Regions from separate parts of the Homo sapiens genome. Here region 2 is linked to region 1. Evidence: read pairs that join two places in POLR2A ChIA-PET (ENCODE). Cell type or tissue: OCI-LY7. All regions are shown on one strand. Links, peaks and the distances in the headings refer to the core of each region. The heading gives the core; the rest is flanking DNA. Region 1 overlaps LRIG2-DT (LRIG2 divergent transcript). Region 2 holds the start of LOC107985189 (a long non-coding RNA gene).

Region 1 (16,356 bases), core at 6,798-14,797:
GGTCTTGCTCTGTTGTCCAGCCTAGAGAGCAGTGGCACATCACAGCTCACTGCAGTCTCAAACTTCTGGGCTCAAGCCATCCTCCCAGCTCTCATATCACACTCTTTAATTTTACATTATTTCTTTTTTTTTTTTTTGAAATCATATTTTGAATCCATTTCTATGTAATCTTGTACTAATATAATTAGTGATTAAAAACATTTTATGGCCGGGCACAGTGACTCGTGCCTGTAATCTCAACACTTTGAGAGGCCGAGGTGGGCAGACCACCTGAGATCGGGAGTTCGAGACCAGCCTGACCAACATGGAGAAACCCCGTCTCTACTAAAAATACAAAATTAGCCGGGCATGGTGGTGCATTCCTGTAATCCCAGCTACTCGGGAGGCTGAGGCAGGAGAATCGCTTGAACCCAGGAGGCGGAGGTTGCAGTGAGCCGAGATCGTGCCATCGCACTCCAGCCTGGGGGACAAGAGTGAGACTTCGTCTCAAAAAAAAAAATTTGGAATTGTCCCTTTGATGCCTTACATGCTTTTTTCACCCCAGAGTAATGCATCATTTGTCAGGATTAGGGAAGAGTAAGAGATAAACTTTTTTTGATAAAGTGAGAAGAGGGCAATTGAGAAAATGAGATGGGAAAAGAAAATCAGGGCTGCAGATGTCCTCTGGGGCGCATCAAATTGAGGATCTAGAAATTGATTTCTTTGAAACTAACCACTGCCCTGTACTCCTTGGAAAGTATTTACATACCTACCCTAACCACTACTGGCAGCCCTAATGATCTCCATGTTAAATGTGTTTCTCCCAGCCACACCTGCCCAGAGGGAGAAACTGGGTCATGGTAGCAGTAACCAAGCAGTGCTCTTTGTTCCTTACCCCACCAGATTTACACAACCTATAACCCTCTCAGTGATCTTCTGAGTCATTCTGGAGTCTCTGGGGGTAGATTTCATATGCTCACTAATTGGTCTTCTTGGCCTCTTGGTGGTTTCTGCTCATTTCATTCATCTCCTATAGCTTGGCACAGTAGAACTGCTAGCCTCTTAGCTGCCAGAGCCAAACAGACTGTTCCATGTGAGAAAACCAACCTCCAGATTCCTGGGGCGTTTCTGGTGTAGTGACCTTCCAGAGGGAAATCTACCCCTACTCCTATCCAGTACTCTTCCCTGCCATGAGGGGATTTAGAAGGGAAAGCACTCCCTGCTGACAGTTCTTACAGGGGTTTGTGAAACAAATAATCCCATTTGGTCACCCTTTTGGTTGAGAAGTGGTGATAAATGCTCGAAGTGGTCTGAAGTGCCAGGTGCTATAAAAGAACAGAAAGGGGCCTGTGATCCCTGACTGCACTTTATATTTCAGCATTACCCACTATTTTTTCATATCCCACGACTCAAGATTCCCTCTCAAGTCTTTGCTCTTTGATCTCCTTGATGAACTCACATTCACCCTTCAAATCTCATCTCAATCCCTTCTTTCAGGATGTGTTCCCATTCCGCTAATGCCCTTGAGGGTTTTCTGCTATCTCCATGCTTTTACTACATTTTGGTTTATTTGCTCTTACTATATATTTTCTTGTTAGTCTTTGTATCCAGTTAAACTATGGGCTCCTGAGGGTGTTGGGACTCAGGAGATACCACATTTAAGTATGACTGTAGGAGACAGAAATATGCCACCCCAAAACATGCCTTTTTGGCATATTAATAATTTCCGGCTGGTTATTTTGAGAAATTGCAGACATAGGAGTAGCTTTGGAAAGTTACTCTTGTAAGAGAAATGTGCAGTTGACCCTTGAACAACATGGGTTTGAACTGCACAGGTCCACTTATACTCAGATTTTTTCTTTTTTTTGAGACAAAGTCTCACTCTGTCACCCAGGCTGGAGTGCAGTGGCACGATCTTGGCTCACTGCAACCTCCACTTCCTGGGTTCAAGCGATTATCCTGCCTCAGCCTCCTGAGTAGCTGGGATTACTGGTATGCACCACTACACTGGCTAATTTTTTTTTTTTTTGAGATGGAGTTTTGCTCTTGTCACCCAGGCTGGAGTGCAATGGCATGATCTCGGCTCACCGCAACCTCCGCCTCTTGGGTTCAAGCGATTCTTCTGCCTCAGCCTCCTGAGTAGCTGGGATTACAGGCATGTGCCACCATGCTCAGCTAATTTTGTATTTTCAGTAGAGACGGGGTTTCGCCATGTTAGCCAGGATGGTCTCGATCTCCTGACCTCGTGATCCACCCGCCTCGGCCTCCCAAAGTGCTGGGATTACAGGCGTGAGCCACCGCGCCCAACCCAGAAATGTTTTTTAAATTAAGAAAAAGTTGGGCCGGGCACGGTGGCTCACGCCAGTAATCCCAGCACTTTGGAAGGCCAAGGAGGGTGGATCATGAGGTCAGGAGAGCGAGACCATCCTGGTTAACACGGTGAAACTCCATCTCTACTAAAAAAGAAAAATACAAAAAATTAGCCAGGCATGGTGGTGGGTGCCTGTAGTCCCAGCTACTTGGGAGGCTGAGGTGGGAGAATGGCGTGAACCCGGGAGGCGGAGCTTGCAGTGAGCCGAGATCGCGCCACTGCACTCCAGCCTGGGCGACAGAGCGAGACTCCATCTCAAAAAAAAAAAAAAAGAAAAAGTTGAGTGTGTCATAAATGCATAAAATATATGTAGATACTAGTGTACTTTATTATTTACTGCCATAAAAGATATATAAATCCATTATAAAAAGTTAAAATTTATCAGAGGCCAGGCATGGTGGCTCACACCTATAATCCCAGCACTTTGGGAGGCCACCAGGCGGATCACCTGAGGTCAGGAGTTCGAGACCAGCCTGGACAACATAGTGAAACCCTGTCTCTACTAAAAATACAAAAAATTAGTCGGGCGTGGTGGCACATGCCTGTAATCCCAGCTACTTGGGAGGCTGAGGCAGGAGAATTGCTTGAACCCGGAAGGCGGAGATTGCAGTGAGCCGAGATCATGCCATTGCACTCCAGCCTGGGTAACAGAGCAAGACTCTGTCTCAAAAAAAAAAAAAAAAAAAAAAATCAAAACTTACACATAAGTACACTTACAAACACTTGCACCATTCACAGTGGAAATAAATGCAAACAAATATAGAGATGCAGTATTAAATCATAACTGCATACAATTAACTGTAGTAGGCTGGGCACAGTGGCTCACACCTATAATCCCAGCACTTTGGGAGGCTGAGGTGGGTAGATCAATTGAGGTCAGGAGTTCAAGACCAGCCTGGCCAACATGGTGAAACCCCATCTCTACTAAAGATACAAAAAACAATCAGCCGGGAATGGTGGTGCACGCCTGTAATCCCAGCTACTTGGGAGGCTGAGGCAGGAGAATCGCTTGAACCTGGCTACTCGGGAGGCTGAGGCAGGAGAATTGCTTGAACGCAGGAGGCGGAGGTTGCAGTGAGCTGAGATTGTGAACATTGCCCTCCAGCCTGGGCAACAAGAGTGAAACACTGTCTCAAAAAAAAAAAAAAGTGATCTCTCAGTTCTCACATAGTTTTCATCATGTTTAGTGCAATACCATAAACCTTGAATAACACCTTGGGACCATATGAAGTGCCATTAGTGATGCTGGAAGTGCTCCCAAGAAGCACAGAATAGTTATATCATTACAACAAAAAGTTGAATTGCTTGATATTTCCACAGATTGAGGCCTGCAGCTTGTACTTGTCTGCCATTTCGAGATAAATGAATCCAGCATAAGAACCATTAAAAAAAAAAAAAAAGGAAAGGAAATTTGTGAAACTGTCACTGCAGCTATACCAGCAGTCATGAAAACCTTGCACTTTTTGCAAACTACCTTTATATCTTGTATTGAAAATGCAACTTTTATATTGCATTTATTTTATATTTATTTTGGTGCAATATATTTATATTGGTGCGGTATTGCTATAAGAAATTCATACGTATATAGTCTAATATGATTCCAGAAAAAGCAAAGTCATTATATGACAACTTGAAGCAAAAAGAAGGTGAAATCTAAAGCGAGAGAATTTAATGCTAGCAAATGATTGTTTGGTAATTTTAGAAAGAGGTTTGGGTTTAAAAATGTCAAGATAACAAGAGAATTATTAGCTTCTGTCAACTAAGAGGCAGCAGATGATTTTCCAGACGTTATGAAAATCATTGAGGAAAAGGGATATCTACCTGAATAGGTTTTTAATGCAGATGAAAGTGCTTGATTCTGGGGAAAAAAATGACCCAAAGGACATTTATTAGTAAGGAAGAGAAGCGAGCACCAGGATTTAAGGCAGGAAGAGATAGGCTAACTCTACTGTTTGTACAAATGCAGTCAGGTTTAGATTAAGACTGCCCTTATCTGTAAAGCTGCTAACCCTCAAGCTTTGCAGGGAAAAGATAAATACCAGCTGCCAGTCTTTTAGTTGTGGAACAAGAAGGCCTGGATAATGAGAATCCTTTTCTCTGGATTGGTTCCACTGATGCTTTGTCCCTGAAGTCAGCAAGTACCTTGCCAGTAAGGGACTGCGTTTTAAAGTTCTTTTGATATTGGACAATGCCCCTGGCCACCCAGAACCTCATGAGTTCAACACCAAAGGTGTCAAAGTGGTCTATTTGCCCCCAAATATGTCTCTAATTCAGCCTCTAGATGGGGGGTTCATAAGGACCTTTAAGGCTCATTACACATGATACTCTATGGAAAGGATTGTCAACAGTATGGAAGATAACCCTGATAGGAACATCATGACAGTCTGGAAGCATTACACCATTGAAGACATCATCATTGTTACAGAAAAAGCTATGAAAGCCATCAAGCCCAAAACAATAAATTCCTGCTGGAGAAAACTGTGTCCAGATGTTGTGCATGACTTATCAGGATATATGACAGAAGCAATCAAGGAAATCATGAAAGAGATTGTGGATGTCCCAAAAAAGGTGGGAGATAAAGGGTTTCAAGATACAGATCTTGGATAAATTCAAAAGCTAATAGACACCACACCTGAGGAATTAACAGAAGATGACTTGATGGAGATAAGTGCTTCCAAACCAGAGCCAGATGAAGAGGAAGAACATGTAGAAGCAGTAGTTCTAGAAAACAAATTGACATTAGACAATCTGGCAGAAGGGTTCTGATTATTCAAGGCTGCTTTTGACTTCTTTTACAACATGAGCCCTTCTGTGATATGGACACTAAAACTAAAGAAGGATTGGTACCATATATGGAGGCTGGGAAGTCCCAAGATCAAGCTGCCAAAGAGGGCTGGTTCCTCATAAATGATGCTTTCTAAATGTGTCTCACAGTCTCCCTCCAGCTCTGTTTTTTGAGACGGAGTCTTGCTCTGACGCCCAGGCTGGAGTGCAGTGTCGCGATCTCAGCTCACTGCAACCTCCGCCTCCTGTATTCAAGCGATTCTCTTGCCTCAGCCTCCTGAATACCTGGGACTACAGGCATGCGCCACCACGCCCAGCTAATTTTTTAATATTTTTCGTAGAGATGTGGTTTCACCATGTTTGCCAGGCTGGTCTAGAACTCCTGACCCAAAGTGATCTGCCTGCCTCAGTCTCCCAAAGTGCTGGGATTACAGGCGTGAGCCACCACGCCAGGCCCCCCAGCCTCTTTTATAAGGCCACTAATCCCATTCATGGGGGCTGTAGCCTTCTGACCTAATCAATTCCTAAAGTCCCCATCTCTTGATTGGTATCACATCAGGGACTAAATTCCAACAGATGAATTTGTGGGGACATCAACATTCAGACCATAGCAGCACTTCTGTCTGTCTTGTTATCTTCTGCTGCATAAACAGAAGGGAGTAGTGCCTTTAAATCAGCCCAAGCGCCTCTGGGTATCTTGAAGATAACCAGCTCTTTCCACAGGCCTTTGTGACTCTGGAGGTTCTCAGATCTGGAGGGTGCTAAGGAGGGGACAGGTCAGAAGCCTCTGGGCATGAGTTGTTGGACACAGCCAAGGTCAGAAGAATTCTTGATTTTTAAGTAGGTAGAGCATCCATCTCTGCTGGAGGGGAAAGGAGGGGCCTTCTGTGATTCTTCTGCCAGTTGGGATGAAAGAAACAGTCAATGGAGAACCAGCCTATTATCTGAGCTCAGCCCTCTCCAAACAATGCTCTTGTTGATACATTCTCTGCTTCTTTTTCAAGGGGAGGGAACAGCTGTAGGCTGATCTATGAAATCTTCTGGCCTGGAATTGGAAGGATCTGGCCTGACTCTTCTGGGGGAGGCCATCATATCAGGATGTTATCCAAGCAAGCCCCTGGCTCAGATCTATACATTCTATTTCACTGCATTTGTGTACAGCAGTGCTGCTCAAAATGTGGTCAGTCCTCCACTGGCATCATTAAAATACCTTAGGAGTGTTAAGAATGCAAATTCTTGGGCCCCGGGAATTCCTGGGTAAGGCCCAGGAAGCTGTGGTTTAACAAGCTCGCCAGGTGATTTTTATGTTATGCTAAACTATGAAAAGTACTGCTATGTGGGATTCTCTCTCTCTCTCACACACACATACACATACACGCACACCACACAGCTACCTAAAACTCCTGCAGCTGCTAATGCCACTTGGTCATTTTCCTGTGGTTTTCCTCAGCAGGGCCCTGGGATTTGTTTTTCTCCACTGTGGACCTTGTTCATTTCCTGCTGCTTCCAAGAGGTTGGGAGAGGAAAGAGAGCAGGAATGAAGGCGGGAGGGGGAAGGGGTTAGCTAAGGCAGTGTAGCTTTCAAGAATGAAAAGGAAAAAGCTTAGTGACAGTGTTCCTTTGTGAAGAATTCAGCTTTATGTTGATGGAGCTGCAAGTCATTAGCAACCCAGGCATATGGCCCGAGTTGACCGGGTCATTCTCCGGGGCCAGATCGCCCTCTGCTGCTGACTGATAAATAACACTCTGGGACTCGAACTGCCAAGGAAAAGAGGAAGAGTCTCTGGGGCTAGGGTGGGAGGGAAAGAGGACATGACTAAGGCTAAGAGATCACAAAGTCACCAGGCTGTAGAAGAATCTTGTTAAATTCCTGTGTGCAGGAAAGGAAGAAGTAGCCAAATGAGCGGGCGTTTCTAGGACTCATTCAAGAAACAGTAGGATTCACCCAAGATCTCCACTAGCTCCTGTGATCCTAGCTCCCAGCTTAATGAGGCTCTGCAACCATTCTCCCTTTTATTCCTCACCTTTACCTCACTTGGAACATAAAGGGTGTTTAAAATGGGAAGACAGGCTGGGTGTGGTAGCTCACGCTTGTAATCCCAGCACTTTGGGAGGCCCGGGCGGGTGGATCACCTGAGGTCAGGAGTTCCAGACCAGCCTGACCAACATGGTGAAACCCCGTCACTCCTAAAAATGCAAAAATTAGCCAGGCATGGTGGCGCACGCCTGTAATCCCAGCTTTTCGGGAGACTGAGGCAGGAGAATCGTCTGAACCTGGGAGGCAGAGGTTGCAGTGAGCCAAGATCGCACCATTGTACTCCAGCCTGGGCAACAAGAGCGGAACTCCGTCTCGGAAAAAAAAAATAATTAAAAATAAAATGGGAAGACAGCCACAAAAAAGAAAAAAATGACAAAGTTTTGGTGTCGAGGCATTTAGGGGCAATTAGGCTTTTCAGAGGTTTTTGTTTGTTTTTTTGTTTTTGTTTTTTAATCTCCTTGTCTCAGACTTTCTTTGTTTCTTTTGCCTCCATGAAAGCCCTGTGTCTTTCAGTCTTTCTTCTCCTGCCAGGGAACTCTTACTCCACAGCTGTGGAGTCAGCCCTTCTCAGCCCTTCTCAGCCCTTGCCCCACTTTATTGCAGTTGGGAATGACAGTTCATGTGGGTCACTGGTGAAGAGAGCAAAGATTTGTTCACAGAATAAAAGCTCAGGCACAGCAGTTGCTCTGCCAGCCATGGGCAGTGACCCATTTCCTCCTTCTTCTTGCCTTTGTCCCTTCCCAGCTCAGACTATAGCTGGTCACTGAAGGTCTTCACCCCTCTACCACTCACCCTTGCGACTCCTGCTGGGAAGATAACTTCAGAGTCAGGTCTGGAAAATTACTTAAATCGCCCTAAGGGGCTGAGGTGGAGTAGGGGGAGGGGTGTAGGAGGTGGAGAATTGGGGGTGGAGATGAGAGTGCAGGTGGGCTGGAGATCAGTGCCATAGCCAAATTCTTCAGAATGTTTTCGTGTCAGCTCAGCACGATGGCTCATGCCTGTAATCCCAGCACTTTGGAAGGCCGAGGCAGGTGGACTACCTGAGGTCAGGAGTTCGAGACCAGCCTGACCAACATAGTGAAACCCAGTCTCTACTAAAAATACAAAAAATTTGCCGGACGTGGGGGCGGGTGCCTGTAATCCCATCTACTCGGGAGGCTGAGGCAGGAGAATCGCTTGAACCCAGGAGGTGGAGGTTGCAGTGAGCCGAGATCCCACCACTGCACTCCAGCCTGGGCTCGACAGTGCGAGACTCCATCTCAAATAATAATAATAATAATAATAATAAAACAAATAGAATGTTTTTGTGTCATGAAACACTCTAGCCTCTCCCCCAAGCACCCTCATGTATAGGGTGAGTCCATCTAAGTGAGGCCAAGCCCTTTAACCAAAACAAACATCTTTAAATAAAATTTTATTTGCTTCGTTTTTGGTCTACATGGGACCAAATATCTGAATCTACCACATTTGGATAATTTTGCCAATATTACCCCAAATATATGCTGGTTATCTGTTCGTATCACTACCTTGTGGTTATGGTACTTGAAGGACAATTTCGTCACTCCTAAGTCTTCATCGTGAGCAAGGTTTTTTGCATCTCTGGAGCAATAGTGTGCCTGAGTTGACTATAATCATGGGCGCTTTTGTTGGCAAGATGTGGGACTGGTCTCTGCACATACAGGCAGGTAGGGGGTTAAAGAGAAGAATGGTTACTAGAAGGCATGAATCACTTACATAATTTGCAGGGCTAAGTGTAGAATGAAAATTCAGGATATCTTTTATTCAAAAATTATTAAGAATTTCAAGATGATGACAGCAGAACACTAAGCATGAAGCCCCTTCTAAGACTGGGGACCTGTGTGATGGCATAGGTCACAGGCCCATGAAGCCAGCCCTGGTAGAAGGTACCCTAGGGAGGGTGTGGGCTAACAGATTCAAAGAGCAATGGGACATCCCCTTGTGTTTAGATTTTCCTCAATTTTAGTGTCATTCCCTTCTGTGATCCTCAAAACTTCTGTCAGGCTTTTTTTTCCTGGCACCTACTTGTTGGTTTTAGGTATTCTTTGGGGAGTAAAGGGTAGAGCCTGTGTCCAGGCTTGGGGAACCACATCTCGGGGAGAAAGCAACAGCAGTCAGGGAGAAGTCAGTCCCTAGATGGCATCAGGTGACCTGAGAGCTATGGAGCACAGCAAGGGTGGCAAATGTACTTGGGGAGGACACCTGCAAATGCCAGGGTCATATTGACTTTCTCCCAGTATTCCTGCCACAAACAAACAAACAATTAAGTAAAGGGAAGTCTAATAATAAGAATTAGCCTCTCAGGCCGGGCGCGGTGGCTCACACCTATAATCCTAGCACTTTGGGAGGCCCAGGCGGGTTGATTGCCTGAGCTCAGGAGTTTGAGACCCGCCTGGGCAACATGGCAAAAGCCCGTCTCTACTAAAAATACAAAAAATTAGTCGAGTGTGGTGGTGTGTGCCTGTAATCCCAGCCACTCAGGAGGCTGAAGCAGGAGAATCGCTTGAACCTGGGAGGCAGAGGTTGTAGTGAGCCAAGATTGCGCCATTGCACTCCAGCCTGTGTGACAGAGCGAGACTTTGACTCAAAAAAAAAAAAAAAAAGAATTAGCTTGTCATATTCCAGAGAAGACGATTGGAATCATTGAAATTTGTATATTAAAGAAAATGTCGGCCGGGCATGGTGGCTCATGCCTTTAATGCAGGCACTTTGGGATGCCAAGGCGGGTGGTCACGAAGTCAGGAGATCGAGACCATCCTGGCTAATACGGTGAAACCTCATCTCTACTAAAAATACAAAAAATTAGCTGGGCGTGGTGGCACGCGCCTGTAGTCCCAGCTACCTGGGAGGCTGAGGCAGGAGAATTGCTTGAACCTGGGAGGCAGAGGTTGCAGTGAGTCAAGATTGCACCACTGCACTCCAGCCTGGGTGACAGAGCAAGACTCCGTCTCAAAAAAAAAGAAAAGAAAATGTGGCTGGGGACAGTGACTCACGCCTGTAATCCCAACACTTTGGGAGGCCTAGGTGGGTGGATCGCTTGAGGTCAGGAGTTCGAGACCAGCCTGGCCAACACAGTGAAACCCTGTCTCTACTAAAAAAAAAAAAAAAACATAAAAATTAGCCTGACGTGGTGGCTCATGCCTGTAATCCCAGCTACTTGGGAGGCTGAGGCAAGAGAATGGCTTGAACCCAGGAGGCAGAGGTTGCAGTGAGCCAAGATGGCGCCACTGCACTCCATCCAGACTGGGAGACAGAACAAGACTCTGTCCCAAAAAAAAAAAAAAAAAAAAAGAGAAAATGTAACCTGATTCTGTAGTCTCAGGCTGATGAATTTTGGAACACTTAGCCGTATAATCAGGTGTCACTGGTATGGCATACTCCACAGTTTGGGATATAAATATAGTCTCATCTTTTATTTTTCCATTAATCACTTGAGAGCCCAACTGCAGTTAGTGGCAGGAGGTCCAGTATCTCCCTGGAGACCTTCCTACCAACCCTCTGAATTGTTCAAGAACAAGGGCTTCTGCCTGTCTTGTCAGGTCCTTGGGAGAGAGTGGAGGAGATGGTGTTCTCGTGTTAATTGAGGCTGAGAAAGCAGCACTGCTCACGTTTTGCTTTATTTTCTTCCTCTCCTAGGCAGAATCAGTGTTACATTTGTGGTCAGATGAGCTAACGACATCCTTCCTGACTTCTTTCTCAGAATTAGGAAACCCTGATTAGCATTTAGAACCTCATTTTCACAGACTTCACTCATTAAAACATCAAGACCTAGGTAACGCACCACTGAAATTTCATAATATGGAGGATATGTTTAAATATGTTTAAAATATGTATTTTTAACTGTGGTTAAAATATGTTTTTAAAATGTTTATGAGTCAAAATAATTAAAATTGCCATTTAACGTAAGAATTGATTGTTGCTTCTTCTTCTTCTAAGAGAGATGACAAAATTCTGTTTGGTGGGGAAATAAATCTCTATCTTATTCCCTGCTCTTCCCAGAAGCTATTGGGGGAGGCAAAAGGAAAAGAGAGCTCGAAGTGGTCCTGAGGGGTTGGATCTGGGGAAAATGCTCACAGGATAGCAGGGCACAGTCACAAAGCTAGCTCTGCAAAGAAGGCCTGGGGTTGAATAGGGGGTAGAGAAGTCAGTTGCTTGTGTAACAAAATTGAGGGGAATTGAGTTTCTGGGGAGGCCAAGGGAAAAGGAAGAGGTGCCCGAAAATGGAATTAGCAAGGAGGAGTTGGGAAAGAAATGATGGTCAGATGCACTTTTGCAGTGTTTCTGTCTCTCCACTGTAAACCTCCTCCCTCTCCAGGGTCTGATATACACACCAATACCTTTGGCTAATAACTAATAAAACAAGTAATTATGTAACATTTGCATGTACCATACTGTTCTATGTATTTTACATACATGAACTTATTTAATTGTCATAATCTTATGAAGTTGGTACTGTCATTATTCCATTTTCATAGATGAAGAAAATGAGGCACAGAGGGTGAGTAATTTGCCTATGAATACTCAGTTAATATTCTGAAGCCTCACTGGATATTAACATGCTATTATTTATTTAAATGTCAGTAATCCAATAGGTTAAAAACCATTGGTGAGAATGTAAATTACTACAACCTCTATGGAAAACAGTATGGAGATTTCTCAAAAAACTAAAAATAACTACCATTCTATCCAGTAATCCCGCTACTGGGTACCTACCCAAGGGAACATAAATCATTATATCAAAAGGACACCTGCACTCATATGATTATCTCAGCACTATTCACAATATCAAACATATGGAATCAACCTAAGTATCCATCAACCATAATTGGATAAAGAAAATGTGGTATATATACTCAACGGGATACTATTCAGCCATAAAAACAAATGAAATCATGTCTTTTGCAGCAATGTGGATGGAGCTGGAGGCCATTATCTTAAGTAAAACAACTCACACACAGAAAGTCAAATAACACATATTCTCACTTACAAGTGGGAGCTAAATAATGTGTACACCTATACATAGAGTGTGGAATGACGGAGCTTCAGAATGGTGGGAGGGGTTGAGGGTTGAGAAATTACTTAATGGGTACAATGTACACATTATTCAGGTGACAGATACACTAAAAGCCCAGACTTTGGCCGGGCGCAGTGGCTCACCCCTGTAATCCCAGCACTTTGGGAGGCCAAGGCAGGCAGATCACTTGAGACTGGGAGTTCAAGACCAGCCTGACTAACATGGAGAAGCCCCATCTCTACTAAAAATACAAAATTACCTGGGCTTGGTGGCACATGCCTGTAATCCCAGCTACTCAGGAGGCTGAGGCAGGAGAATCGCTTGAACCTGGGAAGCAGAGGTTGCGGTGAGCCGAGATCGCGCCATTGCACTCCAGCCTGGGCAACAAGAGCAAAACTCTGTCCAAAAAAAAAAAAAAAAAAAAAAGCCCAGGCTTCACCACTACAAAATATAACCATGTAACAAAACCACACTCCTTAAACTGTATTTCTTAAATTTATACAAATGAAAAAAACCTGGGAGATATTTAATGCTAAGAACACTGTGCAGGAGGCTTTAAATACATTTTCTCAGGCCGGATGCGGTGTCTCAGGCCCATAATCCCAGCACTTTGGGAGGCCGAGGCAGGCGGATCACAAAATCAGGAGATCAAGACCATCCTGGCCAACATGGTGAAACCCCGTCTCTACTAAAAATACAAAAATTAGCTGGGCATGGTGGTGCATGCTGTAGTCCCAGCTACTCGGGAGGCTGAGGCAGGAGAATCGCTTGAACCCGGGAAGCGAAGGTTGCAGTGAGCCGAGATCACACCACTGCACTCAAACCTGGTGACAAAGCGAGACTCCGTCTCAATAAACAACAACAACAACAACAACAAAAATGTTCTCATTTAACTCTAGCAACAATCTTGTATGGCAGCTATTACTATCCTCACTCCACAAACGAAGAAACTAAGGCATAATAAAATTAAGAATTTGCCACAAACCATACCACAATACTCAGGATTTGAACACAGATCTGGCAGACTTTTCCACCCATATGCTTAGTCACTAAGCACACTGCCTTTCAGAAGAAAGAAGACCTGGTCAGTACTTTCCTAAGTTAAACGGTGCTTTAACAAACGGTTAAAGACTCTGGGTCTGTTTAACTTAGAGAAGTAAAGGGAGTGGAGCTATTTTAAAATATTTTTAAAGTCTTATTTAGAAAATATGGTTCCTGAGGGCATAATTAGGGCAAAAAGATAGATCACTTATCTGCTCCATGTAAGTTTATAATCGTTGGAACTGTCCAAAAAGGGAATGAACTGCTTAGAAAAGAATAATTTGTGTGTACATGTGTCAGGTCACTAGGTACTGGGATAGAGCAGTGACCTAAGTTCCTGTCCTCAGGGAGTTTATTTCCAGTGTTTCTTTTTCTTTTCTTTTTTTTTTTTTTGAGACAGAATTTCACTCTTGTTGCCCAGGCTGGAGTGCAATGGCGCAATCTCAGCTCACAACCTCCACCTCCCAGGTTCAAGTGATTCTCCTGCCTCAGCCTCCCTAGTAGCTGGAATTACAGGCATGTGCCACCACGCCCAGCTAATTTTTTTGTATTTTTAGTAGAGATGGGGTTTCTCCATGTTGGTCAGGCTGATCTCGAACTCCCGACCTCAGGTGATCCACCTGCCTCGGCCTCCCAAAGTGTTGGGATTACAGGCGTGAGCTACCGCGCCCAGCTATTTCCAATGTTTCTAAGTTTGCAAGGAAAATATGGCTGGTGGCCTCTCCAGATTCCTTCCAGAAGTGGTGACATACCCATTGGGCCTATACTAGATGGGCACTTGGATTGGTGAAATCTAAGTTTGCAATAAACTCAGTAATTCCTATTTGTCTCTTTTTTTTTTTCCTTTTTGTGGAGAACAGGGTCTCGCTATATTGCCCAGGCAGGTCTCGAATTCCTGGGCTCAAGCTACCCTCCCGCCTCTACCTCCCTAAGAGCTGGGATTACAGGCGTGAGCCATCACGCTCAGCAATAATTCCTATTTGTAAACATTTGGATAACTGGATGTTTACAACTTTATTAAAATGTTTGCTACTCACACATTGAAAAGGAAACAGCTCCCATGTTGCCACTACCACTCTACCCAGGTCCTCTCCTCAGTCACTCACAGCTGTTGCTATTGTTGTTTTAACAGTTATTCAAATCAGATTGGTTTGTATGTGTACACAGACTTGTACATAAACATTCAGAACAGTTTTATTTGTCATAAACAACTGGAAATGACTCAAATGTCCATCAATAATGCATGGGTAGACAAATTAAGGTACATCCATACCATGGAAATACAAAAGTATGAAAAGGAATCAACTATTGATACACATAACAATGTAGACAGATCTCAGAAACCTTATACTGTGTGGAAGAAGCCAAGAAAAAAGAGTACATGCTGTACTATTTTATTTATATAAGAGTTTAATGTATAAACTAATCTATAGTGACAAGGCAGATCAGTGGTTGTCTGCAAACAGGGTTGGTGGGTGGGGGAGTGAGGGATGGATTACAGAGGAGCATGAGGAATGATGGGTGATGGATGGTGCATTTTTTTTTTTTTTTTTGAGACAGAGTCTTGCTCTTGTTGCCCAGGCTGGAGTGCAATGGTGCGATCTCAGCTCACTGCAACCTCTGCCTCCCTGGTTCAAGTGATTCTTCTGCCTCAGCCTCCAGAGTAGCTGGGATTACAGGGACCTGACACCACGTCCGGCTAATTTTTGTATTTTTAGTAGAGACGGGGTTTCACCATATTGGCCAGGCTGGTCTCAAACTCCTGACCTCGTGATCTGCCCTCCTCCGCCTCCCAAAGTGCTGGGATTACAGGCATGAGCCACCGCACCCGGTGGATAGTGCATTTTTAATCTTGACTGTGGTTATGGTTTCACGAGTATATGCATATGTTGAAACTCACCAAGTTGTACACTTAAAATATATGCAGTTTATGTTACGTCAGTTATACTTCAATAAAGCTGAAATTAAAGAAAAAGAAAATGTGTGAAAGGAAATACAGGAAATTCTAAGCAGTACCCTTTGAAGTTAGGACTGTGGTAAGGGATGACTTAATTTTCCTTTTTTGTGCTGTTTAAATCTGTTATAAAAAATGAGGGCCAGGCGGCCGAGTGCAGTGGCTCACGCCTGTAATCTCAGGACTTTGGGAGGCCAAGGTGGGTGGATCACCTGAGGTCAGGAGTTCGAGACCAGCCTGGCCAACATAGCAAAACCCCGTCTCTACTAAACAAATACAAAAAATTAGTTGGTCATGGTGGTGGGTGCCTGTAATCCCAGCTACTTGGGAGGCTGAGGCAGGAGAATTGCTTGGACCCAGGGGGTGGAGGTTGCAGTGAACCGAGATCGCACCATTGCACTCCAGCCTGGGTGAGGGAGCGAGACTCTGTCAAAAAAAAAAAAAAAAAAAAAATGAGGGCCGGGCATGGTGGCTCATGCCTGTAATCTCAAGACTTTGGGAGGCAAAGGCGGTCGGATCACGAGGTCAGGGGTTCGAGACCAGCCTAGCCAATATGGTGAAACCCTGTCTCTACTAAAAATACAATTAGCTGGGCATGGTGGTGTGTACGCCTGTAGTCCCAGCTACTCAGGAGGCTGAAGCAGGAGAATCACTTGAACCCAGAAGGCAGAGGTCGCAGTGAGCGGCGATCACGCCATCACACTCCAGCCTGGGCAACAGAGCAAGGCTCCATCTCAAAAAAAAATAAAATAAAAGGAAAAAATGATAGGCTTCGTGGGATGGCTCATGCCTGTGACCCAGCACTTTGGGAGGCCAAGGCGGGCAGATCGCTTGAGGTCAGGAGTTTGAGATCATCCTGGCCAACATGGGGAAACCCTGTCTCTACTAAAATACAAAAATTAGTCAGGCATGATGGCGCATGCCTGTAATCCCAGCTACTCAAGAGGCTGAGGCAGGATAATTGCTTGAATCCAGGAGGCGAAGGCTGCAGTGAGCCGGGATGGCGCCACTGCACTCCAGCCTGGGCAACCGAGTGAGACTCCGTCCCAAAAAAGAAAAAAGGGGACGGGTGAGGTGGCTCACGCCTGTAATCCCAGCACTTTGGGAGGCCGAGGCGGGCGGATCACGAGGTCAGGAGATCGAGACCATCCTGGCTA
Region 2 (14,160 bases), core at 2,672-10,671, 56 kb before region 1:
TCCATGGCAAGCTGTTCCCAACTCCCTAAACAGTCATTTCTAGGAAGACTGCAGGCTGTTCATTTTGTTTTCTTTTTTGAGACAGGGTCTCACTGTGTGGCCCAGGCTGGAGTACAGTGGCGCGATCTCGGCTCACTGCAACCTCCGCCTCCTGGGTTCAAGCGATTCTTCTGCCTCAGCCTCCCGAGGAGCTGGGACTACAGGTGCGCACCACCACGCCCAGCTAATTTTTGTAATTTTAGTAGAGATGGGGTGTCACCATGTTGGCCAGGCTGGTCTCGAACTCCTGACCTTGTAATCTGCCCACCTTGGCCTCCCAACGTGCTGGGATTACAAGTGTGAGCCACCGTGCCCGGCCACAGGCTGTTTGTTTTTAAATGAAACAAAAAATCCAAACTGGCTTTTAGAATTAACTGTTGTCTTTCCTCACATTTTTGTCAATTTAAAGAACTGTTAAGCTCCTGTAAAAAAGATGTTATGTAATCTGTAACTACATTTGAGAATGTTAGTCAACTTCAAATAAATTCTTACCAAAATACCTTTTTCTTGTTAACACTAATTGTTGCTGAAATATTAACCTGAACTTGCATATCATTCTATCTGGCAACTTTTCAGAATAGATTCATACCAGCTTCACATGCCATTTATTAATTCATCAATTAATTGATTCAGTAATTATTAGTGAACACTAAATGTCAGGCACTTTTCTAGATGTTTGGGAATATCAGTAAATAAAACAGATTCTTGCCCTCAAGGAAATATTTATAGAACTGCTGTTGTATAAACAGTACTCATCAAATATTCCACTGCTCCCCTGCTTTTCCCAGCATCCCTTACAGTTAGGTTTGGATCATGTGATTACAGCAAGCTAATGGCCTATCAAGGAAATGACATGTATCATTTTTAGGCTGAGGAAGGTATAAGCTAATGTGCTCCCCAACCCTGTTATTACCTGTCACACAACCCCAGAGGTTAATATTCCACATGGTTCAGCCACAAGATATAATTTGAGTCATTTTGGTTACTGAGTCTCATAGTCCGTTTGTGCTGCTATAGCAACATACCTAAGACTAGATAATTTACAAATAATAGGAATTCGTTTCTCACAGTTCTGGAGTCTGCAAAGTCCAATATCAAGCCACTAGTAGATAATGCCTTGTTGCTGCATTTTTCAGAGGGTCTGAAATCTGTGTCCTTACATGGAGGAAGAGACAGAAGGGGCAAACCCACCCCCTCAAGTCCTCTTCTAAAGCACTGTGAGAGTGGAGCCCTCAGGGCCTACCCTCTGAAGGCCCTACCTCTTAAAGAGTGTTTCATTGTAGATTAAATTTCAATATGAGTTTTGGAGGAGACACAAACTGTAGAATTCCACCCCTGGCCCCCCAAAATATATGTCCTTCTTACTTACAAAATATAATCATTCCATCCCAATAACATCAAAAGTCTTAACTTGTTCCAGCATCAACTTTAGAGTCTGACTCTGAAGTCTCATCTAAATATCATCTTCATAACATTTGGATGTGACTCAAGGTACAATTCATCATGAGGCAAATTCCTCTCCCGTTGTGAGCCTGTGAAATCAAGTTATGTGCTTCCAAAATACAATGGTGTACAGGCATACGACAGACATTCCCATTCTAAAAGGGAGCAATAGGCAAGAAGAAATGGGTAACAGGTCTCAAGTAAGTCCAAAATCCAACAAGGCAAACTTTAAATCTTGAAGCTTCAGAAAAACAATCTTTGACTCTATGTGCGACCTTCTGGACACCCTGGGGTGAGGGTTGGGCCCCCAAAGCCCTGGACAGCTGCATTCCTATGGCATCACTGGGCATAGCCCATGCTGCAGCTCTCCCTGACTGATGCTGCACACTGGTGGCTCTCTAGGTTTTGGGTCTTGCCAGGGGTTGGGGGAGTAGAGCTGACCCTTCCCCATGGCCCCACTAGATACTGTACTTGACAGGGCTCTCTACAATGGCCTTAACCCACAACTCCATTTGACATTGCCTAGTGGAGGTTCTCTGCAGTATCCCTGGCAGCTCTCTACCTGGGCCCTGAGGCTTTCAGAGAGAGCCTTTGAAATCTAGGTGGAGGTAGCAATGCCTCCACAAGTGTTGCAGTCTGCATGCCTGCAGAGCTGGCAGCACAAGGATCCCACTGAAGTTTATCGCTTGTGCCTCCTGGAGCAGCAGCCCAAGCCTCACTTGGGCCCACTTGAACCACAGCTGGGGCAGCCAAGGAGTTCTGCACCTGAATGCAGGGAACAGACTTGAGGCAATATTGAGAGCCCCAAGGTCCCTCCTTTGAAGCCTTTCTTCCCTCAAGGCACTAGCACTCTGGGCCTGTGATGGGAGTAGCAGCCTCAGAGATCTCTGAAATGCCTTCAGGGTCATTGTTCCATTGTCCTGAGAATAGCATCTGGCTTCCTCCTATCCCTATTAATTTTATCAAATAGCCTCTTGGCCACATCCTTGGTATGCTTTCTGAAATATGCTTTGCAACCCTGCCAGTGTTTAAATTAAAATGGAGACTTGGCCAGAAAACTTTTTGAGCAGACAAAACCAGAGGCCTTAAAAATAACCTGAATCTCCATCCTGGCTAACACGGTGAAACCCCGTCTCTACTAAAAATACAAAAAAATTAGCTGGGCGTCATGGCGGGTGCCTGTAGTCCCAGCTACTCTGGAGGCTGAGGCAGGAGAATGGCGTGAACCTGGGAGGTAGAGCTTGCAGTGAGCCGACATCGCACCACTGCACTGAAGCCTGGGCGACAGAGAGAGACTCTGTCTCAAAAAAATTAAAAAATAAAATAAAAAATAACCTAAATCTTGCTTAAACTGCAAAAACTTAAGTTGGGTAATTTCTGATGGTTCATGCTAGACAAAACTAAAACTCAACCCCAGCCATGATAAGTATGATTATGTGATTAGGGGCTTGCCAACAAGTACCTAAAAAAAGGAATTTTGTAATTGGAAGCCAATCAAATAATTTATTTTGCTTCTCCATTTTCCCAATAAATACCTGACATTTCATCATTGGGACACTAAACTTCTTTTAGTCTGGTGTTCCCCAACTCATGAATTGCATCTCACTCAAATAAACTCTTGTGCCTCAGATTTTTCTTTAACACCAGGCTGAGAAGTTTCCAAATCTTCTGCTTCCCTTTTAGTTCTATCTTTAATTCATTTCTCCCTTCTTACATTTTACTATAAGCAATCAAAAGAAGCCATGCAGAACCTTCAACACTTTGCTCAGATAATTCTGCCAAATATCCTGGTTCATCACTCACAAGTTCTGCCATTCATAAAACGTTAGGACACAGAAACAATTCAGTCAAGTTCTTTGCCACAAGAATGGCTTTTCCTCCAGTTTCTAATACCATTTTCCTCATTTCCATCTGAGGAAGTATTGTACTTTAGTAGAGATAGGGTTTCACCATATTGGCCAGGCTGGTCTGGAACTCCTGACCATAGGTTATCCACCCATCTTGGCCTCCCAAAGGGCACGGTGATTCATGCCTGTAATCCTAGCACTTTGGGAGGCCGAGGCAGGTGGATCACCTGAGGCCAGAAGTTCGAGACCAGCCTGGCCAACATGGCAAAACCCTGTCTCTACTAAAAATACAAAAAATTAGCTGGGCATAGTGGCACACACCTGTAATCCCAACTACTGGGAAGGCTGAGGCAAAAGAACTGCTTGAACCGGGGAGGCGGAGGTTGCAGTGAGCACCACTGTACTCCAGCCTAAGCAACAAAGCGAGACTATCTCAAAAAAACAAAAAACAAACAAACAAAAACCCTGAGAATGGGTAATGTATAAATAATAGAAATGCATTTTTTACAGTTCTGGAGGCTGAGATTTCCAAAATGAAGGCAACAATAGGTCTGATATCTAGTCTAGTCTATTCTAGTTTGATGTCTGTGCTTCCAGTGGCTCCTCGTCCTCACATCGTGGAAGGGATGGAAGGGTAAAAAGAGAGAAATGCTGTGTAAAGCCTCCCTTATAAAGCATTAATTCCATTCATGAGGGTGGAGCACTCATGACTTACTCACCTCATAAAGGTCCCACCTTTTAATAGTTAATATAACTTTGGGCATTAAGTTCCTACATGAATTTTGGAGGGGACACAAACATTCAAACCATAGCACTGAGTGAAGGTGAGGAGTTGAGCAACACTGAACTTTCACTGCTTGCCAACCTGTGCTAGATAGATGACATGTGTGAGATATAAATGTTTGTTGTTTAAACCACTGAGGATTTAGAGTCTGACTGCTGGGATAGTCAGTGTTAATTGCCCTGAGTAATACAACTCCTATTATTTATTTAGTACCTTTTATGTACTTTGCTATGCAAAGTACTAGGCTGTGTGTAATAGTGATTTGTTACAATTCTGATAGTTGACTTCCCTTGCCAAAAAGGAGTCATGTTCAGTATTCATTCCGAATTATATTATCATCAATCTCACCAAATTTGCTCAATTTTTTAAAAACAGTGGTTCTCGGCCGGGCGTGGTGGCTCATGCCTGTAATCCTAGCACTTTGGGAGGCCAAGGTAGGTGGATCACCTGAGGTCAGGAGTTTGAGACCAGCCTGCAAACATGGTGAAAACCCATCTCTACTAAAAACACAAAAATTAGCTGGGTGTGGTGGCGGCCACCTATAATCCCAGCTACTCAGGAAGCTGAAGCAGGAGAATCACTTGAATCCAGGAGGCGGAGGTTGCAGTGAGCTGAGATCACGCCATTGTACTCCAGCCTGGGCGATAAAAGCAAAACTCAGTCTCAAAAAAATAAATAAATAAAATAAAAACAGTGGCTCTCAGAAAGAAACAAACAGTGGCTCTAAAATTGATACAAGTCTTGAAATTTTAGAGGGAAAAGAAGGATTTTAGGCTTATTCTAGAAGATTTAATTAGGATGAGACTTAATTAGGATGAGTCCTGATTCCATGGTTGAGTATTTAATCTGCCTTATTTTTCCCAGAGGTAAAATTGGAGATAATATTTTGCTACTAATGTCACAACGTTATTATAATGATCAAAATGAGTTGACTATATAAATTATGAGGCATATATATACAAATATGACTATTCTCATTGAACCTGAACATTGATTTTTATCATATCACACTTGTGCTTTAATAAAAGGAAAATATAATGAAAACTATTTAGGTAGGGTAGTCCAAAATGTCTTCACATTCAGAGTCTGTCTCTGAATCACTTTTGACTCTGAATCATCAATGTCTGTATTTTCTTCCTTTTTTTTTTTTTTTTTTGAGACAGAGTTTTGCTCTTGTTGCCCAGGCTGGAGTGCAATGGCATGATCTCAGCTCACTGCAACCTCTGTCTCCTGGGTTCAAGCAATTCTCCTGCCTCAGCCTCCCGAGTAGCTGGGATTACAGGCATGCGCCACCAGGCCCGGCTAATTTTTTGTGTTTTTAGTGGAGACAGGGTTTCACCATGTTGGCCAGGCTGGTCTTGAACTCTTGACCTCAGATGATCCACCTGTGTTGGCCTCCCAAAGTGCTGGGATTACAGGCATTAGCCACCAAGCCCGGCCTATGTCTGTATTTTTCAATATAATATTACAAGTGTGGCCTCGAGAGCACTGGTGATGTAATGTTCCTTAGGCAGGTCTTCAGGTCTTCACCTTTTTTGTTTGTTTGTTTTTGAGACAGAATCTCCCTCAATCACCAAGGCTGGAGTGCAGTGGTGTGATCTCGGCTCACTGCAACCTCCACCTCCCGGGTTCAAGCAATTCTCCTGCCTCAGCCTCCCAAGCAGCTGGGATTACAGGTGCCTGCCACCATGCCCAGCTAATTTTTTTTTTTTTTTTGTATTTTTAGTAGAGATGAAGTTTCACCATGTTGGCCAGCCTGGTCTCGAACCCCTGACCTCAGGTGATCCACCTGCCTTGGCCTCCCAAAGTGCTGGGATTACAGGCATGAGCCATCGTGCCTGGCCAGACTATTTTTATCTGAGTTTTTCTTCCAAGTCTCTGACATCCAGTCTGCAAGTTTTGATGCTAATGCTTTCTTGATCTTACAGGAAGGTGTCAATGAAAGGTTTTCAGGCAACAAGTAGGATTCATATAGCTTGCTTAAATGATACTTAAATGAACAAACTGAAAGGGCTATGAGTTTCAGTTTTCCAGTCATGCCACCAGGATTAACAATCAATCAAGTTTGGGCATGAATAGACAATGACGGCTGGGTGTGGTGGCTCATGCCTGTAATCCTAGCACTTTGAGTGGCCGAGGCCGGCGGATCACCTGAGGTCAGGAGTTCGAGACCAGCCTCAACATGGAGAAACCCCGTCTCTACTACAAATACAAAATTAGCCGGGCATGGTGGTGCATGCCTGTAATCCCAGCTACTCGGGAGGCTGAGGCAGGAGAATTGCTTGAACCTGGGAGGCAGAGGTTGCAGTGAGCTGAGATCACACCATTGCACTCCAGCCTGGGCAACAAGAGTGAAACTCCGTCTCAGAAAAAAAAAAAAAAAAAAAAAAAAGACAATGACAACTATAGCACAACTGCTGAGCAGAAGAAACAACTGTAAAACATCAGTTTTAAGACACATCTTGGCCGGGCGCGGTGGCTCACGTCTGTAATCCCAGCACTTTGGGAGGTCAAGGCACGTGGATCACGACGTCAGGAATTCAAGACAAGCCTGGCCAACATGGTGAAACCTCATCTCTACTAAAAATACAAAAATTAGCCAGGCGTCGTGGTGGGCACCTGTAATCCCAGCTACTCGGGAGGCTGAGGCAGGAGAATCGCTTGAACCTGGGAGGCAGAGGTTGCAGTGACCCTAGATCGCGCCACTGCACTCCAGCCTAGGCAACAGAGCAAGACTGTCTCAAAAAAAAAAAAAAAAGACACATCTTGATTTCTGAGATATTACAATATAACTATATATTTCTTGGGACAGATAAAATGCAGTATTGTTATTTTATTAATACAAATAAAGGTATATAATAATAAGGCCCTGATAACCTCAGCTACACAGGAACTCACAGATCATTCTTTCTTTTCCATCTCATTCTTAGCACGCTAATCCAACCTTTGCAATCTTAAATCTAGGACAAAGCAATAGAAGGATTTGGGCTATGGAGAAAAGAGAACTCATTTTGGTGTCTAAAGACCTGGATCTGACTTTCAGCCTTGCAATACTTTTAGGAGGTGAAATCACTACTCTGGGGGAAATATCTGATTCAGAAGGTTTTGGGCGGGGGGGATTTAATGTATGCAGAAGCAGTTTGTAAACTGTAAAATCTCTATACAAGAGGAAGAGAACTGGCTGCACTCCAGCCTGGGTGACAGAGTGAGAGTTCTGCCTCAAAAAAAAAAAACAAAAAAAAAAAGAACTAATATTTGTTGAGTGCCAGGAACTGAGCTGGGTATTTGGGCATTATCTTATTTGATCTGATGTAAATGCTAAGGCATATCATGTCTGGATAGTCACCTTGCTAGCTAATCCATTCTGTGGTGGGTTTTTTTTTCTTCTTCTTCCTGAAATAACCCTTTCATTCCCTTAAACCTTAAAGCAGAAATCTTCTTTAGTTACTGTTCCTATCACAAACCAGTTGATGACTATGAGCTCATCACAAAGCTGCAGCCTCTCACTCATTGTTGCCTTGTAGTAAGACACATGATGAAATAAGAGACCCTTAGGCTACCAGTGTGCTGTGTAGAATCTTCCCTGTGATTCTTTTGCCAGAACTAGCCCCTGGGACCTTGGCAGAAAATTTTTACTTATACTATGATAAAAATTCCAAAAATAGGCTGGGCGCGGTGGCTCACGCCTATAATCTCAGCACTTTGGGAGGCTGAGGCAGGCAGATCCACTAGAGGTTAGGAGTTCAAGACCAGCCTGGGCAACATGGCGAAACCCTGTCTCTACTAAAAATACAAAAATTAGCTGGGTGTGGTGGCAGGCGCTTGTAATCCCAGCTACTCGGGAGGCTGAGGCAGGAGAATCACTTGAATCTGGGAGGCAGAGGCTGCAGTGAGCCAAGATTGCGCTATTGCACTCCAGCCTGGGTGACAGAGTGAGACTCCGTCTCAAAAAAAAAAAAAAAAATTCCAAAAACAATCTAAGATGCATTGGACAATTTATACAGATTCAGGATTCAGGTGCACAGAAAGTTGACATCCAAAACCCCCGGCCATAGAAACCAGAGATCCCAGTGACAAGATAATTTTGGGGTCTGTAACTCTATTCAGAGGCAGAAAAGTTACTGGCAAGAAATTTAGTCCTAGGGAAGTATAAGTCAGGAACTCTTTTCCCATCCCCAAAGTCCTGATTACCTTTGAGACTTTTCTTTTGAGACAGGGTCTCAGCCAGTTTCTTTTATTTATTATTGATTGATTGATTGATTGGTAGAAACAGGGTCTCACCTTATTACCCACTTTGGTCTCCAACTCCTGGCCTCAAGCAGTCCTCCCACCTCACCTCCCAAAGTGCTGGGATTACAGGCATGAGCCACCAAGCAGGGCTGAGACTGACTCTTTGAACTAAAGACCTAGTCTCCTCATGATCTTCCAGCTGGAAGAATTGAGTCATTGAAATGAAGTGAATCTTAGTCTATAAGTTGGGGTTGTAGATCCTAGCTCAGAGGCTAGACGGTATATGAGGCACATTATTGCACCAGGCAAGTGAAATGCTATCTTGACCTATTAATAGGTGGTGGTAAGGTGGAGTGGTGGGGGAGGTGTTAAAGCTATAAACTTTATTATGTTTCAAATGACCTCAGGATGGGGGGCAAATACCTACAACAATTTGAGGAGTCCCAAGACCCATCTCATGGCTACCATCTTAGGACAGTAATGTAATGTTTAATTTCTAACTCAATGTAACATTCATATCATTCTCTGATTATTTTATGTACATCTATATTAACTTCTCACTAAGGTTTTAAGCTTGAGGACAGTAATCACATCTTACTTTAAAAAATATTCTGGGCCGGGCACGGTGGCTCATGCCTGTAATCCCAGCTCTTTCGGAGGCCGAGGTGGGCTGATCACGAGGTCAGAAGATTGAGACTATCCTGGCTAACACGGTGAAACCCTGTCTCTACTAAAAATACAAAAAATTAGCTGGGCGTGGTGGCGGACTCCTGTAGTCCCAGATCCTCAGGAGGCTGAGGCAGGAGAATGGCATGAACCCGGTAGGTGGAGCTTACAGTGAGCCCAGATCGCGCCACTGCACTCCAGCCTGGGTGACGGAGCGAGACTCTGTCTCAAAAAGAAAAAAAATTCTGCAGGCTGGGCACAGTGGCTCACACCTGAAATCCCAGCACTTTGGGAGGCCAAGGCAGGTGGATCACCTAAGGTCAGGGGTTCGAGACCAGTCTGGCTAACATGGTGAAACCCCTATCTCTACTAAAACTACAAAAATTAGCTGGGTGTGGTGGCATGCACCTGTAGTCCCAGCTACTTGGGAGGCTGAGGCAGGAGAATTGCTTGAACCCAGGAAGCGGAGGTTGCAGTGAGCTGAGATTATGCCACTGCACTCCAACCTGGGCAACAGAGTAAGACTCCGTCTCAAAAAAAAAAAAATCTGCATGTATAATACCTAGCATAATTCCTTGTACAACCCAGAAAATTTATTTTTTTTATTTTTTGAAACAGAGTCTTGCTGTGTTGCCCAGGCTGGAGTGCAGCGGCATGATCTTGGCTTACTGCCACCTCTGCCTCCTGGCTTCAAGTGATTCTCCTGCCTTAGCCTCCTGAGTAACTGGGATTACAGGCATGTGGCACCATGCCTGGCTAATTTTTGTATTTTTAGTAGAGATGGGATTTCACCATGTTGACCAGGCTTGTCTCGAACTCCTGACCTCGTGATCTGCCTGCCTCGGCCTCCCAAAGTGCTGGGATTACAGGTGTGAACCACTGCGCCCGGCCCAGAAAATTTATTAATATCACCACTTCTTATTTGACTCTGGCAGAGATTATATCTTGCGTGATCTCTATAAAAGTGGGACCCAGATTAATTTTTGCCATCAACGCGTGTTTTTCCAAGAACCCAGCCGCTCCAGAAAAATCTATTTTATTTGCAGAACTATTGCAAAATCTGACACTCCACTTCACTGGAATGCCCTTGTAATTGCCAAATGTTGTCTTGCCTCGTGGTAATTCTTGGCCAGACCTATGGATTGCCAGACCTTGCAGCTGTTTACCCTTGAAGTCCAATTCTCCTAAAACATCAAATCCAGTGACATTTCTTAATGACCTAATAAGAGTCGGCACTGAGCTAGTTGCCACTGAGGGTATGAAGACATGATTGCTGCCCTTAAGTAGTTAAGAGTTTATATGAAGACAAACGAATATTTTCAATAGCATATACAGACTTCAGTGATAATTTAGATAGTAAAGAAACAAAGGCATGACACAGAAAAAAAAAAGCCTTTAAGAACTCACTGGAGGGAGAGACATCAATTCTACCCTCTTGTTTTGTTGTTGTTGTTGTTGTGGTTGTGGTTTTGAGACAGTCTCACTCTGTTGCTCAGCGTGGAGTGCAGTGGTGTGATCTCAGCTCACTGCAAACTCCGCCCCCCAGGTTCAATCGATTCACCTGCCTCAGCCTCCCAACTACCTGGGATTACAGGCACCCGCCACCATGCCTGGCTAATTTTTGTATTTTTATTAGAGATGGGGTTTCACCATGTTGGTCAGGCTGGTCTTGAACTCCTGACCTCAAGTGACCCAGCCACTTCGTCTTCCCAAAGTACTGGGATTATAGGGGTGAGCCACTGCGTCTGGCCATTTATCTCTTGACCTGAAATTACTCAGTGGCACCATTGAGATTTCTGCCTTGAAAACGGTCCACCTCTTTTTTTTTTTTTTTTTTTTTGAGACAGAGTTTCGCTCTTGTTGCTTAGGCTAGAGTGCAATGATGCAATCTCAACTCACCGCAACCTCTGCCTCCTGGATTCAAAGGATTCTCCCGCCTCAGCCTCCTGAGTAGCTAGGACTATAGGCATGCGCCACCACGCCTAGTTAATTTTGTATTTTTAGTAGAGATGGGGTTTCTCCATATTGGTCAGGCTGGTCTCAAACTCCCGATCTCAGGTGATCCACCCTCCTTGGGCTCCCAAAGTGCTGGGATTACAGGTGTGAGCCACTGCGCCCAGCTCAGTCCACCTCTCTTTACTGCTAATTTTGTGTATTGGAACCTGTACTCTATCCATTTTGTTTTTAAATTTTCTAGACCCGGAAAGCATGGACTGGTACCAGGTCACAAAGATACTATTTGTGTTGTCACAACTTATTCTCTTCCTCTAAGATGTTGGGACAGAATATGTGGGATTTCTACTCATCTTCATCTTTCTACCTGGAATATGATCTTCACGAAACAGACTTTTCTTCTGAGATGAAGAAACTTTGTCAAAAGCAGTCTAATTCAGTCCGGTCAATATGGTGAAACCCTGTCTCTACTAAAAAATAATATATGAAAAAATTAGCTGGACGTGGTGGCATGCACCTGTAATCCCAGCTACAGGGAGGCTGAAGCAGGAGAATCACTTGAACCCGGGAGGCGGAGGTTGCAGAGTGCTGAGATCATGCCACTGCACTCCAGCCTGGGCAACAGAGTGAGACTGTCTCAAAAAAAAAAAAAAAGACAGTCCAATAGCCACTGTTTCCTAGTTCTTCACCTCATATTCCCTGCTCCCTTCTTAACCTTTCTGCTTTGGCGACTTTATCTTTTTCCCTATGAGAATGAATGTCACCCCACTCCAAGTCTTCAATCAATGTGTTCTAAAAGGAGAGAAAGCCTAAGAGTATGAGTCAACTTTATTCCTGGTACTGAACTTTGTTTGTTCTCATGTTAGTTGCCCGAAGGAACAGGGAAGAGAAGCAAAAGGGAAGTGATTAACAGGTCAACCTATTTGACTAATTTAAGAGATCAATTTAAAAGAAAATGATAACATAGCAAACTCCTCTTATATGCACATAAGGCATTACTAAGTATCTATTTTATGGTGCTTGACATGTTACAATTGCCTTTTTTTCTTCTTTTTTTTTTGAGACAGAGTCTTACTGTGTTGCCCAGACTGGAGTACAGTGGCGCGATCTCGGCTCACTGCAGCTACCGCCTCCTGGGTTCAAGCGATTCTTGTACCTCAGCCTCGCGAGTAGTTGGGACTACAGGCGACCGCCACAACACCTGGCTAATTTTTGTTGTATTTTTAGTAGAGATAGGATTTCGCCATGTTGCCCAGGCTGGTCTTGAACTCCTGACCTCAAGTGATCTGCCCACCTCGGCCTCCCAAAGCATTGGGATTACAGGTGTGAGCCACCGTGCCTGGCCACAGTTGCCTTTTTTAACCTTGATGTTGGCTTTTTTTTTTTTTTGAGATGGAGTCTTACTCTGTTGCCTGGGCTGGAGTGCAGTGGCGCTATCTCGGCTCACTGCAACCCTGCCTCCCTGGTTTAAGTGATTCTCCTACCTCAGCCCTCCAGAGTAGCTGGGATTACAGGGGCCCGTCATCAAACCTGGCTAATTTTTTTTTGCATTTTTAATAGAGACGGGGTTTCACCATGTTGCCCAGGCTGGTCTTGAACTCCTAGCCTCAAGTGATCTGCCCACCTCGGCCTTCCAAAGTGCTGGGATTACAGGTACGAGCCACCGCGCCGGGTCAGATGTTGGTTTCTTAAGCAAAAACAGAATCAGGATATCCCAGGAAGTCAACAGACATCTATCTGGTGGCCTCCTAGGTGAAAATGCTCTCCTTCAACTTAGCAGGTGTGAGCATTATAACTGTAACCTGTCCTTTTTTTTTTTTTTTTTTTTTTTTGAGATGGAGTCTTCGCTCTGTCGCCCAGGCTGGAGTGGAGTGGCGCGATCTCGACTCACTGCAAGCTCTGTCTCCTGGGTTCACGCCATTCTCCTGCCTCAGCCTCTTGAGTAACTGGGACTACAGGCACCCGCCACCAAGCCCGGCTCATTTTTTTGTATTTTTAGTAGAGACAGGGTTTCACCGTGTTAGCCAGGATGGTCTCAATCTCCTGACCTCATAATCCACCCGCCTCGGCCTCCCAAAGTGCTGGGATTACAGGCGTGAGCCACCGCGCCCGGCCGTGACCTGTCCTTCTATCTGGACTTTATATTAGAATGGTTTATGTCTGCACCTATGTCTCCATTAGAATGTAACCTCCTGGAGAAGAGAATTCATTTTCTTGTTTATCTTTATTTCCATCTACATCATCAAGTGTTTCATGTACATGCCAATGTTCAAAAACTTTTTTTAATCAATTAGTCAAACTTTGCTAAAGTGGTAGCTTGTCACTACTGCCGGGGTTTGTTGAAGTGTGCCACTCTGCATGCCAGCTAATAATAATAACAACAATAGCAGTTAACCTGTGAAAACCGTGAACAGCAACTCCCCTGAGAGCCAATGACAACTAGAGATATGGCAAGGAGTCATGTTGGAAGAATACTCATCCAGACCCTTGCTGAAATAGACCCAGAAAACGGCTCTGTGGAGTTACACCCAGAATGGAGCCTATGGAGAACACCCATATTCAACAACAGTGGCTGACTTTCAGCACGCAGCAGACAGCCTCTGAGAGACTTTGTTCTGTGTCTCACCCTTCTCTTATGCAGTGAGGAAAGGGAGACTCTCTAGGCCAGGCAGTAACCCTGAGAGCTTCCCTGACAGAGGATTGCTGAGAGACTGAGCAGATGCAAGAGGAATGCCTCTGTTCTTCCCTCACTGCCTATTTTGGCCATCTCCCTGCTTTTAGACTTTGCAGTGGAGGGGCCAGAGGCTTGAGCCAAGCCAAAGATACAGGAGAAGGATCTGGAATCCACCTCAGTGGGTAGGGCCAATTAAGACAAGAGGGGTGTACACAGAGGGAAATGTTCAGAAAACAAACCTCTTGCAAGAATCTGGAGGTATAACAGGGCCAAGTCTTCATACTGAGTTGGTGGGGGCTTCACTTTAATATGTGAATGTTGGAAAGAGGTGGGATATGAAAAGAAATCACAATACCTTGATCACCAGCTTCTACCAGAGGGATCTTGTCTCTTATTGCTGCTGTGAGTACTTTGGGGCCTCATGAGTGAGCTTGGCTGTCTAGAACCCTAGTTGGCCTTGAGTGAAGAAAATCAGTAACTGTAGTTAGACTCCCCTGATCTGCCCTACCCGTCTGTCCTAGCAT

What was found. Peaks named below come from ENCODE experiments on the same cell type or tissue, not always from the same donor. Only the 100,000 strongest peaks of a DNase experiment are listed, where the experiment ranks them.
Region 2: POLR2A ChIA-PET joins it to region 1 with 18 read pairs; 11 of 35 experiments call an interaction of 5 or more read pairs at or near these places.

Annotation. Positions count from the first base shown.
Region 1 is chr1:113,035,960-113,052,315 of GRCh38, forward strand. LRIG2-DT (LRIG2 divergent transcript) reads right to left here. Exons shown (of 3, transcript NR_103777.1): 2 at 12,464-12,602. Among named protein-coding and RNA genes, the nearest start is that of LRIG2-DT, 29 kb to the right of the region's middle. RefSeq lists enhancers at 5,760-6,679, 6,708-7,002, 7,601-8,520 and a silencer at 6,863-6,912. In OCI-LY7, for the core only: CTCF peaks have their summits at 6,825 (motif pointing left) and 7,029; a DNase peak (open chromatin) is centred at 6,862.
Region 2 is chr1:112,984,319-112,998,478 of GRCh38, forward strand. LOC107985189 (a long non-coding RNA gene) reads right to left here and starts at 5,263. Exons shown (of 2, transcript XR_001738193.2): 1 at 1-5,263. RefSeq lists a silencer at 12,028-12,204 and an enhancer at 13,116-14,160. In OCI-LY7, for the core only: no CTCF peak of the experiment used is centred there; no DNase peak of the experiment used is centred there.